Regions from separate parts of the Homo sapiens genome. Here region 1 is linked to region 2. The links are chromatin loops, found by intact Hi-C in ENCODE. Cell type or tissue: IMR-90. All regions are shown on one strand. Links, peaks and the distances in the headings refer to the core of each region. The heading gives the core; the rest is flanking DNA. Region 1 overlaps LOC105371720 (a long non-coding RNA gene). Region 2 overlaps SSH2 (slingshot protein phosphatase 2).

What was found. Hi-C counts contacts between places; a loop is a spot of excess contacts. Peaks named below come from ENCODE experiments on the same cell type or tissue, not always from the same donor. Only the 100,000 strongest peaks of a DNase experiment are listed, where the experiment ranks them.
Region 1: a loop joins it to region 2, with 12 times the contacts of the local background. A loop is called at or near these places in 1 of 110 quality-filtered maps.

The regions. Positions count from the first base shown.
Region 1 is chr17:30,243,877-30,246,797 of GRCh38, reverse strand. All of the region lies in intron 2 of LOC105371720 (a long non-coding RNA gene), which reads right to left. Among named protein-coding and RNA genes, the nearest start is that of SLC6A4, 9.6 kb to the right of the region's middle. In IMR-90, for the core only: no CTCF peak of the experiment used is centred there; a DNase peak (open chromatin) is centred at 1,637.
Region 2 is chr17:29,765,809-29,768,729 of GRCh38, reverse strand. All of the region lies in intron 3 of SSH2 (slingshot protein phosphatase 2), which reads left to right. Among named protein-coding and RNA genes, the nearest start is that of SSH2-AS1, 130 kb to the right of the region's middle. In IMR-90, for the core only: no CTCF peak of the experiment used is centred there; no DNase peak of the experiment used is centred there.

The DNA of each region.
Region 1 (2,921 bases), core at 247-2,746, 480 kb before region 2:
TCCTGAAAGCACAGATGTGTGGAAACCAATGACCGAGCATAAACCTGTTAAAAAAAAAATTGCATCTAACAACTGCACATTCATTTTGATCACCTATGGAACTTTTTCAAAAAGCGACCATATACTGGACGGTAGAGTCAATCTCAACAAATTTGAAAGGGTTGTTACCACGTAGACCACACTCCAACCACAGTGCAATTAAGTTAGAAACCAAAATTAAAAGATTACAAGACGACCTCTGTATGTTTAGAAATTAACTCATGGGTCCAAGAAGAAATCATGAAGGAAATTTAACCTGAACAATAATAAAAATATGTCAAAACGAGGGATGCAGCTGCAACAGTAATTTAAAGGTTTTACAGCATTAAATTATTACATTAATGTATTAAGATTATAGAATTTTAATTAGTTCTGAATAATAGAATGTAAATTCTAAATCTAAATATCAAAGTTATACTAGGATGTAATAAAGGCTGAAAATTGAGCTAAACATCTGTTTCAAGAAATTAGAACAGCAAAATAAACCTAAAGGAAGTAGATATGCACAGAAATTAAGCATAGCATCAACGAAGCCAGAAGTTGGTTCTTTTAAAGAAAAATTGACAAATATTAATTTTTTTAAGTACACAGGGAATTAAAAGGATATTATAGATGCTGCAAATATTAGAAAAATAGAAGATACTCTCAACTTTCTCAAAAGCAACAGTAAAGGGATTTGTTTAGAAGACAAATCCACAAGCTCGGGAAGACCAGGAGAGGAGCCAATGAAATATTTGAACCCAGAAAGCAGATGGAGACCTTGGAAGATTTAGCAGAGCTGAAAAAGTTGAATCTCACTGAGCCAGTGGTGGAGAAAGCCAGTGATAAGCAAATCAATTTACAGTGCATAATCCCCTGAAAAGCATAGATATGGTAGCAACAGAAAGCATTCTGGAATTGGGCGTGAAGGGAGGGTTACCAAAGAGTTGAATGTCTGTTGGGTCCCCTTCCTATACCGACCGGCTTGGTGATGCCCTTCCTCCATTCATCAGTGCATTAGAGATTTCTTTTCTGGAGAGAGAAGAAGTGTGTAGTCTAGGTGTCAGGTGAATCCCCTAAGTGAGCATTTACATTCTGAATCTTCTTGCCATCCTTGGCTGCTAGAACTCTAGTAGCCAGGAAATTGGAAGTCTTCTCAGGAGCAACTCGATTAGCTCAATAGGCAAGACGTAAAAAACGACTTTATGGCCTAAAGAATGATTTTATGAGGCTAGCATAACCCTGATAAGGATAGTGAAAAAAATACATGTAAACCTCACCCATAAACATAGATGCAAAAATCCTAAACCAAATGCAGCAATATGTAAAAAAGATAATCTTCATTACCAAATACTTAATGAAAGCCATTTTTCAAATGAACTTAGGATCCAGAGGGGAGAAATGAAGCATGGTGGTTTTATCTTCTCTGCTAAAGATTAGGGAAATGGGCTGAAGTTGTAGCTGGAGGTCTCAGTTGGAAGAAACTGCTAGTATTTGGGTGACGAATGAGGTAGGAAATGGGAAGGCATGGAGTTGTCTTTTGCTTTAACTGTGAATCATACAGTGTCACCAGAGGAGAGCTTCATGACTGGCCTCTGGGAAGTCCTGGCCTGAGTAATGGTGACCCTACACGTCCAAGAAGCCAAGGCATGATAATGAGACATGCCTTCAGGATGTGGTGTGGCCCATCTGCTTGCTTTGGCTTGTCCTTAAAGAGCAGCTTAATTCTAAGTTGCTGTTGGTGGCACCAGGGCACTTGGACTTGAAGTCCTATTCCTCTAGTGTGGTGTGGGTGAGCACCATTGCCCACGGTGGCTCTAGTTAGTCATTTGTTAAGTTAGATACTTTTTAAAGTGATTCCAGATGAGCGTGGTCATATTTAGGACAACTTGTTGAGAACTGTTGTTGATACTCATGAAGCCAATGGCTTCCTTCTTGGGGTCTGTGACACAAATGGGTTGAAAACTAGGATTAAACTGGCCGGGTTTTTCTGTTTTTCTTTTTCAAACTCCAAGTCCTTTACACATTATTGCAGAGGGAAAGGAAATAGGGGAATGTTCAATTCACAACAGCTGCAGCTATTTGGTCTTTGTTTTGTCTTTTCTTTTGAGTCTCATTCTGTCACCCAAGCTGGAGTGCAGAGTACAGTGGCACGATCTCGGCTCACTGCAGCCTCCACTTCGTGGGTTCAAGCAATTCTCCCACCTTAGCCTCCAGAGTAGCTGGGATTACAGACATGCGCCACCACAGCTAATTTTTTTTTTTTTTTTGTATTTTTAGTATAGACAAGGTTTTGCCATGTTGGCCAGGCTGGTCTTGAACTCCTGGCCTCAATTGATCTGCCCGCCTAGGCCTCCCAAAGTGCTGGTATTACAAGTGTGAGCCACTGCGTCTGGCTAGCTGTAGCTATTTGGAAAGAGGATTGTGTGCAGATGGGAAACCCTCCACATCATCTTTCCTGGATATTGTTTGAATACTCAGTGCTTTCCCTCTTGCTGACTCCTCTGGAAAAACTCTAGTTTGGTAGCACGTCTTGAAGTGGACAGAATGAGTTCTGGAGCCATCTTTCAGGTTACCCCATGACAGCTGTTTGTTTTTTAAAAATCAGCTGCTGTGCAGAAGGCTAGGGCAGCCAAGGCAGGGTGGCTATTTGATGGAGAGTATGGGAGGGTGCTTGACTTAGCATAGCAGCATCCCTGCATCTCACCTGGCGGAGACCTTATGGGTTAACCTAGTCCAAAATTCTCCAAAACGAGTAAGTCTTTTAAGTTCTATTTGCACACATTGACAGGAACACACAGCCTCTCACTGTGGCCCCTGCCCACCTCTCCAGACTCGACTTACTCCCCTTCTTGTACACTCTGCTTCAGCCAGCCACTGACCGCCTCCCACCCTGTCCCGCA
Region 2 (2,921 bases), core at 92-2,591:
TAATAAGTTCTACAGCATTATCATTGAACAGATCTCAAAATATCTTCTGAATTTATAGAAAAGCTCCAATATATTCCTAAATTAGAAGTAAATAATTTTAAAATTTTCTGAATTTAAAATTGTATTATCTTCAAAGTAGCTTAATAATTACATTTACCAGCCAGGCATGATGATTCATACCTGTAGTCTCCACACTTTGGGAGGCCAAGGCAGGAGGATCGCTTGAGCCCAGAAGTTTGAAACCAGCCTGGGCAACATGGCAAGACTTCGTCTCGACAGGTGTGGTGTTACATGCCTGCAGTCCCAGCTACTTGGAAGTTGAGCCAGGAGAACTGCTTGAGCCCAGGCGGTTAAGAGTGCAGTGAGCTGTGATTGTGCCACTGCACTCCAGTCTGGATGACAGAGCGAGACCCTGTCTCAAAAAAAAAAAAAAAAAAAAATTTACATTTATCTTGTTATAGTCTAAGTAGTTCTTTGGAAAAAATAATCCATAATATAGTTCCTCATAATATTTTTCTTTATAAATTTTCTACTTTATTCCCATAAACATATTTTACTTTTCTAATATATATATTTTTAGCTTTTAATGTAATGTGTAAAAGACAGGGTATAGAAGAGCATCTTGGGCCCTGAGTTAATTTAATAGATCATGGAGTAGCAGGAGACACTAATAATGCACAGGAAAATAAAAAACTAAACTCTTTAGGTAGGCAGTTTGATAATATCTACCAGGTCCTAAGATGTTTAAAATATTTCAAACTGCCAATTCCACCTCTAGGTGTTGATCCAACAAGTATATTCACATGTATGCACAAATATTTTTTTCAATATCCCTGTCATGACATGAACAAAAATTATACAAACACATGTTCATAGTGATATTGTATATAATAGTAAAGACTGGAAACAACTTAAATGCCCATAAGTAAAGGACTATTTAAATAGATTATATATGATTGTACAATAAAATGCCTTATACTCCTTTAAAAGAATGAGGGAGACTTACAATAACATGGAAAAATGTCTAAGGTATAGTGATAAGTAGGGGGAAATGCAAGTAGAATAATATGTATAATTCTGTGTGTGTGTGTGTGTGTGTGCGTGTGTGTGCATGTATGCTTCTTAAAGAGCAGCTACAATATATTGCTGTTTGCATATACAAGCAAAATTTCTGGAAATATTAATAACAATCATCTCTGGGAGTAAGATGATGAGAATGAGAATGGTGACTTTCATTTTACCTTTCTGAATTCTAAAAAGATTTAAGCATTCAGCATGTGTTAATGTTATTTAAAAAAAAAACTAGTTTAAAAAATAAAATGTTTCATCCCTGAGAGGTCTAAAAAAAAAAAAGAAAAAAGAAAACGTTTAAAGAGATAAAGTGGGGACTAAATGGTTAAATGTTTTGTAAAGTGTGTTTGATGTGAAAAGTGATCTGTAAATACCTATTATTTTTACTAAACAATAGAGTTTGGGGCTTTTGTAACCTGAAGAAAGCAGCATTTCAGCATCTCTTCCTACAGGAGCATATGGTGTTTAAGACTATGGGGGGATGAATGCCTTAGAGATCACCTCTCCTAGAGTTGATAGGCAGATCTTTTCAGTGTTTTCCATTGCTCTTATGGAGGAAAAGTTCCATGGAAAAGACTATAAAGGTTCAGTGACATTGCTTAATCCAGTGTTTAAAACTATGGTCAGATATTCTTTTTTTAAAAATTAGCCACATGGTGATTGCAAAACATGATTGCTTTTAAGTGCCTTTGTTTACAAAGTTTGGTTTATTGTATTATATAAAGAATGCCATTGACTAAGTGTAGTAAGATACCTCTTGGTGAAAATTCAGATATTATCTTGAGAGTTTTGTCCTAGTGTTTTACAGATTAACAGGAGACAGAATGTTGCATTACTCTGTAATTCTAAGTGTTGGTTTTCTTCCTTTTGATACTCAGGGGATTAACTTACTGTTTATTTTTCTACATCGAGCCCTTAGAGAAAACATAAAAATACAAATAGGTCCTGTGGTATAATCATTTTTTCTTATGAGTAAGTATTTTAAAACTAAAATTATGTAAGTTAAAGCTATTACATGAAAGCTTTAAAAATACAAAAATTGAGCACTGCACATCTCACATTACTACAGACGGTAATACTGAGTTAATGTAAAACTACCTGGCAAACAATCATAGTAAAGACTTCTTGGATGAAATGGTGGTACATAGGGGAAATTTGCATATATTTTATTTTTTTCTTTATTATTATTATTTTTTTTTTTGAGACAGCGTCTCACTCTGTTGCCCCGACTAGAGTGCAGTGGCGCGATCTTAGCTCACTGCAACCTCCACCTCCCGGGTTCAAGCGATTCTCCTGCCTCAGCCTCCTGCATTATTTTTATTTTTTTAATGAGACAGGGTCTCACTATCTTGCCCAGGCTGGTCTCAAACTCCTGGGTTCAAGCAATTCTCCTGCCTCCGCCTCCCAAAGTGCTAGGATTACAGGTGTGAGCCACTGTGCCCAGACAGGTATTTTAATGTTCATTCATTCATTTGTCAACTTCAGGGTAATGAAAGAAAACAAATACAATTAGCTTTCTATTATTGAAAGCTGACTGACCAATTTATGGATGATGATGATGATAATAATAATAATAAATTTGAATTTGGTGTTGTTCACAAAGTACTTTTGTCCCTGTATCTTTTTTTTTTTTTTTTTGGAGACGGAGTCTCACTCTGTCATCCAGGCTGGAGTGCAGCAGTGCGATCTTGGCTCACTGCAACATCCGCCTCCCAGGTTCAAGCGATTCTCCTGCCTCAGTCTCCCAAGTAGCTGAGATTACAGGCGCCCACCAGCACGCCTGGCTAATTTTTGTATTTTTAATAGAGAAGGAGTTTCACCATGTTGGCCAGGCTGGTCTTGAACTCCTG